Regions from separate parts of the Homo sapiens genome. Here region 1 is linked to region 2. The links are chromatin loops, found by intact Hi-C in ENCODE. Cell type or tissue: heart right ventricle. All regions are shown on one strand. Each heading gives the region's core, and the rest is flanking DNA. Links, peaks and the distances in the headings are about the cores only.

Region 1 (5,369 bases), core at 55-5,054, 94 kb after region 2:
TCATTCTTGCCCCTCACATGAATGCCTCTATGCTAGAGTTTATATCCCCACACACAGACAGACTGTCAGTCTCGTGACTTGTTATCTCATGAGGTCTGGGTTCAGTCCATTTGTGACACCCTCTGGGGAATCCTGAGAGTGAGCAAATTATTGCTGGCAAAACTGCACAAATGTCCTAAAATAAAGGGTCTCATCACCTCCTGCTACCACCTAACTTTTTTTTCTCTCTTTTGGCAATACTTGTTGTCATGGAGATTCTAACACAATGGGGCAGGTAGGAAGCCGGTTGCTAGGCAACGAGATGCTGGAGGTACAGGATTGGCTGCCAAGGTCTAAAGGAGCAGAGAGGATGGAGAGGGAAGGTGGAAAGTAGAGAAACACCCTAGGGGCAACACAAAGGCATGGGAGAGAAGCAGAAGACAGGATCAGGGGGAAGGAAAAAAAAAAAAAAAGCAGAAGCCAGAAAACAAGCAACCTCCCTGGTGCTGGGTCATCGTTTGTGTATGTGCTAGGGTGCCCTCAGTAAAAACAACAAAGCAAAACAAATATCCATTAATATATTTGCATAGCTGTGTTTACATTGTAGCAGGATGAATAAATATTTAGACAAAAAGAAGTTCTTAAATATCAGGGCAGAAAAATTCTGCAAGAAAATACTACATACAGGGGAAAGAGCGTGGGCTTTAGTGTCAAAAACTTGGGTTTGAACCTTCACTCCACCCCTTCCTCGATGGGTGACCCAGTCAAGTGGTATAATTTCTTTGAGCTTTGGCTTCCTTCCTTCCTTCTTTCCTTCTTTTCTTTTCTTTCTTTTCCTTTATTTCTCTCTCTCTCTCTTTCTTTCTTTCTTTCTTTCTCTTTCTTTCCTTTCTCTTTCTTTCTTCTTCTTTTTTTTTTTTTTCTGACAGAGTCTTGCTCTTCACCCAGGCTGGAGTGCAGTGGCACGATCTCGGCTCACTGCAACCTCCGCCTCCCAGGTTCAAGCGATTCTACCACCTCAGCCTCCCGAGTAGCTGGGATTATAGGTGCGTGCTAGCATGCCCGGCTAATTTTTGTATTTTTAGTAGAGATGGGGTTTCACCATGTTGGCTAGGCTTGTCTCGAACTCCTGACTTCAAATGATCTACTATCCACCTCGGCCTCCCAAAGTGTTAGGATTACAGGCGTGAGCCGTTGTACACCCGGCCCATGAGCTTCAGTTTTCTTATCTATAAAATAGGAATAGTAGCCAGGCACGGTGGCTCACACCTGTAATCCCAGCACTTTAGGAGGCCAATGCAGGAGGATGACTTGAGTCCAGGAATTCGAGACCAGCCTGGGCAACATAACAAGATCACCACCTCTACAAAAAAATTAAAAATTAGCTAGGCGTGGTGCCACATGCCTTTAGTCACAGCTACTCGGGAGGCTGAGGTGAGAGGATCCTTGAGCCTGGGAAGTCAGGGCTGCAGTGAGCAGTGATCGTGCCACTGCACTCCAGCCTGGTGACAAAGCGAGACCCTATCTCAAAATAAATAAACAAAATGAGAATAGCAGCATGTATCTTACAGGGTTGTTTCAAGGAAAAATGAGATGAAGTGATGAGCTCAGGCACAGAGTGGGAGCTCAGGAAGTGCTCAATCACACGGTTATTTTTGTTGGCCTTCTGTGACCAACCATTTGTTTTTATCTTAATCACCATTATTATGACTAGAATTGAAAGGCTATGCGATGAAATGGAAAGAACCTTGTTCCCGATGCCCAAAGACCTGGCTTCCATCCAGAGTAATGCACCTACTCTCTATGAGCCATGGGCAAATGATTAACCTAAGTCTCAGTTGCTCATCTGTAAAATGGGGATAACAATCTCTCCCTCACTGACCCGGTAGATGTCCTAAATGCTGAATACTCCCATCCCAACTCCCTGCCTGGCCTACTGTCTGGAGTGGGGCTACTTTCCACCTTCAAGGAAGGGAAGGGTTCAGTGATACCTGGATGCCCTTCCAAGCACCCCAATTCTACGTGACCATGTAGAAGACAGTGAAAGAAAATGCAGGCATGTGGAAGACAAAGCAAAGGGACATCCTCCAGGCTAATTTTCAGGCAAATTAATTTTGCCAAAGTCATGACTTCTGTTACCAGAAGCAAAGGGCAGTAGGGTGTCCTGACCCTAGTTACAGATGAAAACGTACAACAACCATTCCTGTAAATTTTACAGTGATGCAGCAATTCCATGTTGAGACTATATGAGGTCCTTTCAGAACATGAGAGTCACCAAGTCATAGAAGAGATACTTAAGGTGGCAGGATTGACTTGAGTTACTGCAGGCAGGTGGAGCTTTGGCAAAATACTGGATGCCTCCCAGGAAACCGTAAAATCTTTTGGGACCCATGAAGTTCAGAGAATTATTTTTGATGTCTAGCCTAAACCTTTCCTGCTGTAATTTTCAGTCCAGTCTCCCTGGTTCTGTACTCAGAGAGCAATTTAACTCACTGAGAAGATAACTGTCTCACCAGCTTCTAGGTTCACGCCAGGACTGGGGCGGCAGGCAGGAGAGCAGTGACTCACACCGACACTGTTTAATTCAGCTGTCTCACTGTCTACACTCCTTCCCGAGCTCTCGCCCCCAGTACTCTAAATCCCTCTGTGGTTTTGAAGCTGACTTTTCCAATAATACCAACAGCATCAGAGGAATGCTGCTACCATTTCTGCTTGGCCTGAGCCAGGCTTGTCAGGATGGGGAGGCTGGGTGAGGGGGCTGAGGGGGACTGGTGAAAGTCAGCAGGAGTGTGAGTAGGAGCTGAGGGGTAGCTGGTTTCCAGCCCTGTCCCCCTGGAGCATGCCCCAGCCAAGAGCAGCTCTCAAGGGGTGCAGAAGGCCTGGCTCTGTGGCCCAAGGCTGAAGAACTCTGGATGAGCTCATGGTAAAAAAAAAACCAAAAAAAAAAAAAACCAAAAAAAAAAAACATAGCTTAAGTCTAGGTGCAGTGGCTCAAGCCTGTAAACCCAGCACTTTGGGAGGCTGAGATGGTCAGGAGTTTGAGGCCAGCCTGGCCAACACGGTGGAACCCTGTCTCTACTAAAAACACAAAACAAATTAGCCAGCCTGGTGGCACACACCTGTAATCTCAGCTACTCAGGAGGGTGAGGTATGAGAATTGTTGAACTTGGGAGGCAGAGGTTCCAGTGAGCCGAGACCGCGCCACTGTACTCCCGCCTGGGTGACAGAACGAGACTCCATCTCAAAAAAGAAAAAACAAAAACAAAAACAAAAAAACTTAGAGAAGAACCGAATTGCAACTTTAAGAACAAGGAGTTTTTTAGGCCCAGTGGGGTCCAATTCTTTTTCTCCTGCCCTGGGAAGAAACATAAAGAAAAGAGCTTGAAACTGCAGCAGCAAGAAAGACTTAGGAAAGACTTTAGGAGGTGGCCTTGACAGTGATTTGGTGGAGAAAGAAGTCCTCTGATGCTGGTGGCATGTTCTAATTGGATTGGTGTTTTTTTTCATTTTAGACCCTTAAAAGGTGGACTTTTGAAAAACCATTCTCTCTGGTGGGTCAGTGGAAGGGTGGGTATGGGAAATATACCTGCGGAACCCATCCTGAGGTGCTCCAGAGAGGGGGCAGCTGATAACCTGAGCTGGCTGGAACTCAGAGGTTTCCAAAGGGCCTGTGGATCCCCTCCTCGACACCACCACTGAGGCTGCCATGAGGGAGTAGAAAGGGATGCTGGGCTAGGGGACTCTCCTGCTTTATCTAGCTTCAAGTTCAACTCTTTTAAATATTGGCCCTTCTCTTAGTCTGTTCTAGCTGCTTTAACAAAATTTTGCAGACTGGGTGGCTTTTAACAATAGAAATATACTTCTCACAAAGTTCCACAGGGTGGAAGCCCAAATTCAAGGTGCCAGGAGATGCAGTGTCTGGTGAGCACCTGCTTTCTGGTTCATATATGGCACCTTCCTGCCCTGTCCTCACACGTTGGAAAGAGTGAAGAGTCTCTCTAAGGTCTCTTTTATAAGGGCCCTAATCCCATTCACAAAGAAGGCTCTGCCCTCATGACCAAATCACCCCTAAAGGTCCCACTGTCTAATACCATCACCCTGGAGGTTAGAATATTTTTTTTAGACAAGGTCTCACTCCCTCACCGAGGCTGGGGTACAGTGGTGTGATCACAGCTCACTGCAGCCTCAACCTCCCAGGCTCAAGCGATCCTCCCACCTTAGTCTCCCAAGTAACTGGGACTACAGGTGCATGCCACCAAGCCCAGCTAATTTTTTGTGTGTGTGATAGAGTCAGGATCTCACTGTGTTGCTCAAGCTGGTTTTGAACTCCTGGACTCAAGTGATCCTCCTGCCTCAGCCTCCCAAAGTGCTGGGATTACAGGCATGAGCCACTACACCCAGCCAGGATTCCAACATGATTGTTGAAGAGACACAAACATGCAGACAACAGCAGCTATCCATGTTAGAGCTGAGGTAAATTATGTGGTCCCCAGCTGAAATAAGTCTGAAGACTCCTCCAGCTGAGTAGCTCCCTGGAGCTAGATGAGACGGGTGACTGCTATGGCTGCCATAAGTCTGTCTCTGACCAGAAGCCAGAGCAGGAGACAACCTGGAGTATCCAAGAGCTTGGGAAGAGGAAAAGAGAACAGCAGGTTTACTGAACAGCTTTGGCAGAGACCCAGGGAAGGGCAAACCTCCCCAGGAGATGGCTCCTAGAACTAAGGAAATGAAACTTCCAGAGCCAGACTTCAGGTAGGGAATCTCTCAAGTGCTAGAGGATTGTGATCCCAGGACAAACTTGATCTTGAGGGCTTTTCGGCTCAGGAGAGTCCTTTGCTCTTTTACTAGGACTGAGGGATCAGGTACCTTAGTGTTGTAAGCCTCCCCAGGCTTGAAATTTCTGACTCATCTTGGTCCATTTTTTTTTTGTCACTCCCTCACCTATTTTTTTGAGTTTTTATTTTGAAGTAATTTTAGATTTACAGAAAAGTTGCAAAGATAGTACAGAGTTCCCATCTACGCTTCACCCAGTTTCCCCTAATTTTAGAATTTACATAACCACGGTACATTTGCTAAAACTAAGAAATCAACACTGGCACATTACTATTAACTAAAGTATAGACTGTATTTGGAGTCCACCAGTTCTTCCACTAATGTTCTTTTTCTGTTCCAGGATCCATGTTTGAAGAGACACAAACTTTTTGAAAACTCCAGCCTGTCTCCACCATGCTTCAGGGGAAAAGGAGAAGTCGTTGGGGTTATTGTCCACTTTTGGTTCAGAGCAGGATAGCACCACACAGGGCATGGGGCAGGAGTAAAAGGAAGAGAAAGTCACAGAGAAACAGAGAAAGCAAGTCAAGGGAGGAGGCTCACTCAGCAACCTGGAGAGA
Region 2 (5,369 bases), core at 290-5,289:
TTTTTGAGGCCTCTGTTCTGTTCCATTGGTCTACATCTCTGTTTTGGTACCAGCACCATGCTGTTTTGGTTACTGTAGCCTTGTAGTATGGTTTGAAGTCAGGTAGCATGATGCCTCCAGCTTTGTTCTTTTGGCTTAGGATTGTCTTGGCAATGTGGGCTCTTTTTTGGTTCTATATGAACTTTAAAGTAGTTTTTTCCAATTCTGCGAAGAAAGTCATTGGTAGCTTGGTGGGGATGGCATTGAATCTATAAATTACCTTGGGCAGTATGGCCATTTTCAGGATATTGATTCTTCCTATCCATGAGCATGGAATGTTCTTCCATTTGTTTGTATCCTCTTTTATTTCATTGAGCAGTGGTTTGTAGTTCTCCTTGAAGAGGTCCTTCACATCCCTTGTAAGTTGGATTCCTAGGTATTTTATTCTCTTTGAAGCAATTGTGAATGGGAGTTCACTCATGATTTGGCTCTCTGTTTGTCTGTTATTGGTGTATAGGAATGCTTGTGATTTTTGCACATTGATTTTGTATCCTGAGACTTTGCTGAAGTTGCTTATCAGCTTAAGGAGATTTTGGGCTGAGATGATGGGGTTTTCTAAATATACAATCATGTCATCTGCAAACAGGGGCAATTTGACTTCCTCTTTTCCTAATTGAATACCCTTTATTTATTTCTCTTGCCTGATTGCCCTGGCCAGAACTTCCAACACTATGTTGAATAGGAGCGGTGAGAGAGGGCATCCCTGTCTTGTGCCATCACTGGCTCTTCTTCTATAAAGTGTTTGCCTTTGGCGCACTTTCAAGTTCATTTTACAGAGCGGGCCCGTCTTCAGGTTTCTGGGGCCCTGCCACTGAGGCCCAGAATGAGTTAGACAGAGACTTGCCAGATGATATATATTTGAGTTAGCGGCAGAAGAGAACCAGTAGCAAAGGTAAGGGCAGGCTTTTGTCATTTGACTTCACCCACCTGCCCACTCCCACTCCTGTGCAGCCCTCCACCCCCAGGCCTGTCCCTAAATCCCTGACATCACTTCCTTTCGCAGAACCTACCAGTGGCCAAGTGACAAAAGGCACCTTATCTGAAGATGCCACTGTTGTGATGGGAGTAGTTCTGCCTATCACACTCCTGCCTGCACCAGAACTCAAGGGGTCAGGTCTCCTGGCTACAGACCTTTCCTGAGTTCTCCAAACCAGGCCTTTGCAGTCTTCTATGTAGGATGTGAATCCCACGTGATTCCCTTGGAAGTGGCTGCATTTCAAATGGGAGACACATCAAATGAGTGAACATCACCGCCTCTGAAGCACTGATTATCCACCAGATCATGCCGGGCTGTGCCCTGACCAGCAGCCACTGGCTTCCACTTAGCCACTGTCTTGAGGGTTCTGAGTCCACCCATACAATAGGGGCTGCCCTCAGGGAGCTTGCAGCCAAGAGGTTGGCATGTGCAGCTGTGGTCAGGCATCATCCGTGCATGGGGGCCAGAGCTTCTGTTGGGGACTGACTAGAAAAGTGATAAGGTGGGTGGGTTAGAGGAGTCACAGGGGAGGTCCTGGAAGAGGTGACCACTGATCTGAAACCAAAGGAAGGGAAAGAATGAATCTGACCACAGGCAACAGGGCAAGTCTCAGGTTCAGGAAGGATACAGCCTATGCAAAGGCTGAGCCACAAGAGAGGAAGGACTGGCTCTGGGCATCAGACGACGAGAGGCCACAGGACACGGAGCTAGAGAGTCTTTGTCAAATCCCAGCTTTACCACTGTGACCTTGGGCAAGGTATTCAATGCCCTGTGACCTTGGGCAAGGTATTCAATGTCTGGGCCTCAGTTCTCTCACCTATAAAATGAAATAACAGCTGAGCTGTTGTTTAGATTTCATGTCTTTCTCCTCCTGAAGGGCAGAGACCTGGCATATTCATTCCAAATCCCATTCTGACACCTCAAACACAGTGGGTGCTCCACACATTGTTTTAAAGTGACACCGTAGGAGAAGAGGTGTGGTTTGGGGATGGGAATGGGATGGAATGGGAGACAAAGCAGATATGGCAGGGTGACTGGGCTGCTGGCATAAGGTCTGGCCAGCCTGTGTATGGACCAGTATAGACAGCCCTGCTGCAAGCCCAGAAGAGGCTGAATGTTAAAACTCATCAAAAGTCAGAGCTGGCACAAGCCTCAGAGGTCATTTCACAGATGAGGAGACTGAGGCGCACTGGAATAGCAGTGACTTGCTCAAGACGACACAGCCTGCTGATCTCAGAGCCAGGCTTGAGGATAAAGAGGAAAAGGTTGAGCTTTGAGGAGGATTATGAGAGAGAAAGCTGGGGGCAAGGTATGAGCAAGGTAGGGCTGCCCAGAAGGCGATGCTCCCTCTGCCGTTCACACCTCCCTCTTCCCCTGCCCCACTTCAGCCTGCACAGCATCTGCTCCTCCATCAAAAAGCTGACATCCACCCTGCCTGGCTGCCTCCCTGGAGGGTTCTTATTTCTGGAAAAGCCTGCTGTGTCACTGATCCCTTCACCCCTCTACTGCCCACCACTGGGGACCCTGTGACTCGGCCCATCTGCCACCAACATGCCCCCCCATTTCCAGGATGGTTCCACTGCTCACCAAAAGGACTCGGCTTAGACTAAGGCCCCGGAACTCCCTCCAGGGCTTGGGTATCAATTGAAACAAGAAGGAGCTAGGTTAGCTTTAAGGGAGACTTCCAATTAAGAAGGCAGAGAATTCCTACAGTGAGACTTAATAAGATGTGCTGAAGAGTTTTTGCATTTAAAAAAATTTTTTGTTTAGTGAGCATCAGAAGGTGAGAAAAGCAGGCAATGTTCTGAGGCAAGAAGGGAAGGAAAAGGAAAAAAGACAGTATTTCCCGAGTGTGCGCCAGGCATGGTGCGAAACACGAATATGTATTCTGTCCTTGCAATGCAGCGGCTGAGGTAAGTATGAGTACTCCGATTTTATAGATGTTTGGCTCAGAGAGGTCAGTTAACTTCCTAAGGTCACACGGCTTGTAGGGTAGGGATCTGAATCCCAGTCTTCTCTGAAGTCCGTGCTTTTTCCAAAATGAATGATACATGACCAAAAAGACAACAGAGGCGGACGCCAGGAGGCCCTTCCTGACTCATGCTGGAATCACGCTCCTCACAGCTCACAGAATGAAGCCTGTCCTCCACTGCAGGCAATGAATGAGATACAGAACTGCCAGAAGACAGGGAGTCATGGGCCACCAGCCAGGCCAAGCATTTCTCCACCTCCAAGACATCGGGCTGCCAGCCAGTCCAGGCCTCACTGGCAGTCACTGCTCCTGTCCAATGCTTCCTCGAGGGAGCCCTTTCTCCTCACTGGGCTTTGTCCCAGCTCTGAAACCTGTAAAGCTTCTGGCCTCGGAAGAACCTTCCTAGAGCGTCTGGCAGGCAGGTTGTGTCGCCTGCTTGCCAAGATCCATGGCTGCTCTCGACTGCCTAATCAGATCATTCAGAATCCTCCTCTTCCGCCCGATTCCAATGCAGGAGCCTGGGAACCAGCTGCAGCCAAAAGCAGAGCTTCAGGGCCACTCCCTCTCCCGCTCCCACCCTCTCCTGCTCCCATCCTCTCCCAACCCCACCCTCTCCTTCATGGGTAACACATGTGTGGGACTGGAGGCTCCCACTCCCACTCCCTGAGTCTGCCCTGTCCCCACTACCTGGCCCCCATGTATCTGGAAGGGAAGTGCAAGGCTGGATGCAGAGACCCCTGGATTCCAGTCCCCGCTTCTTCCGATGCCCAGGAGCAAGCCGCTCAGCCTTTGTGGGCTTCAGTTTCTCCTTCTTAGAGAAGGAATCAGCCCCATTTCTGCTCTCCTGAGAGTAGGGCAGGGATACGAAGAGGAAAGCAAAGGGAATGAGCAGGAGGAGATGTGCTGGGCCTTCTCCAGAACCAGCGGTGCAGCCGGAGCTCCTGCCGGGGTGGTGGCAGGGTGGGGTCTCAGGCCTGGGACTGCTCTGGGGAGCCTTTGGACCCCTATCAAAGTGAGACCAGGAAGGTACAAGAAGAGGCAATGGAGTGGAGGTCAGGGAATGCCTGGGAGGCAGCCAGGCCTTCTCTCAGCCCTTGCCCAAGCCCTCCAGGGCCTGCATCCAGCCCACGGTGGCCCAGGCACCATGCTGCAGTCACCAGGCACCTTCGGATTGGTCCCCAAGTAAATAGAGCCAAATTCCCAGGAAACAAACATGCCTTAGAGAGATTTTCCAGGTCTGCCAAGCTACAAAGCTGCACCTGAGTTCAGCGACAACACATCTTTCCAGGACAGAGCCCCAGTGCCTTCCCCATACCCCCTTTTCCCCCTGGCTGGTCAAATGTGTTGGAGTTCTGGGAAGAACCCAGCATGGCTGGAGCCCTCGGACAAGGGCAGAGGTGGGGTGACAGGAGGAAGCCCCCACCTCGTGTGCTGAATAAAGTTCAGCTTGAACCCGGAACTATACACAGGGCAAAGGTGAAGTGAGGCCCTAAGCTAAGGGCCCGGAGAGGAGAAAGCTGTTAAGAGAGCCCTCGGTGGAGGAGCAGGCATGGGGAGAGCATGGCTCTGGGTACACAGGGAAAAGCCTGATGGCATTTGCTGTTCACCTTTTGCCCTGAGCCCATCCAGGGGGGCCAAGAGGCCTGAGCATGGAAGAGGCTGGTCCCGGGGCAACTTAAGAGCTGGGCCAAAGCTAGGCTTAGCCAGAGGCTCTCCAGAGGAGGCAGTGGACAAGCGACATGAGCACTCAGGGTCTGGCCAACCCTGCCTTTTGGATATATGAACCCTTTTGGCAGACGATCTCTACTGTCCCTCTACATTTGGAAGCAAGGAGGCAAATGCCTACTGTGTGCCAGCTTCTTTCACATTCCTCCTGCTGTGTGAGCCTTTCAGTAATCCTGTGAGGCAGCTTCTTGGTTCGTTTGGCAGCTGAAGAGACTGATAAGCAATTTGATTTAGGTCTCAGTTACAAAGCAGCAGGGCTGGGATTAGAACCCAGCTTCTCTGTCTCCAGCTCCAGGGCTCGTCCCACTGCGTCACTCTGGAGACTGCATCTCGCCCATCCCTGACTTTCAATGAATAAGCAACCGACAGAACACAGAGCCCAGAGAACACAGGCTCCTGGCTATTTACGGCTCCCGGTTCACTTCTCATCTTTGTCAATAGCATGTACCTATTCTTAGGGACATGTTGCTGATCACCCACTGGGGCCAGCTTCCCAGACTTACCCTCCTCCCTCTGCAGCCAGGGCTGGTGGTCCTGGCTGCATTCTCCCTGCAAATGATCCCCAGCCTAACTCAGGGCAAGAAGCCCCAGCAGCTGGTGACCCCGGCCCTCACCCTCCCCAGGGTCATCTATCTTTAATGAGCCAGAGGACGCAAA

The links. A loop is a pair of places that touch in the nucleus more often than their neighbours do. Peaks named below come from ENCODE experiments on the same cell type or tissue, not always from the same donor. Only the 100,000 strongest peaks of a DNase experiment are listed, where the experiment ranks them.
Region 1: a loop joins it to region 2, with 4 times the contacts of the local background. A loop is called at or near these places in 2 of 110 quality-filtered maps.

The regions. Positions count from the first base shown.
Region 1 is chr1:201,600,213-201,605,581 of GRCh38, reverse strand. All of the region lies in intron 2 of NAV1 (neuron navigator 1), which reads right to left. It overlaps LOC124904482 (a long non-coding RNA gene), which reads left to right. Exons shown (of 2, transcript XR_007066789.1): 2 at 5,153-5,369. Among named protein-coding and RNA genes, the nearest start is that of NAV1, 64 kb to the right of the region's middle. In heart right ventricle, for the core only: no CTCF peak of the experiment used is centred there; no DNase peak of the experiment used is centred there; H3K27ac peaks cover 3,602 bases.
Region 2 is chr1:201,694,410-201,699,778 of GRCh38, reverse strand. The region is part of intron 5 of NAV1 (neuron navigator 1); the gene reads right to left. All of the region lies in intron 2 of IPO9-AS1 (IPO9 antisense RNA 1), which reads left to right. Among named protein-coding and RNA genes, the nearest start is that of MIR5191, 22 kb to the left of the region's middle. In heart right ventricle, for the core only: a CTCF peak has its summit at 3,080; a DNase peak (open chromatin) is centred at 3,228; H3K27ac peaks cover 3,892 bases.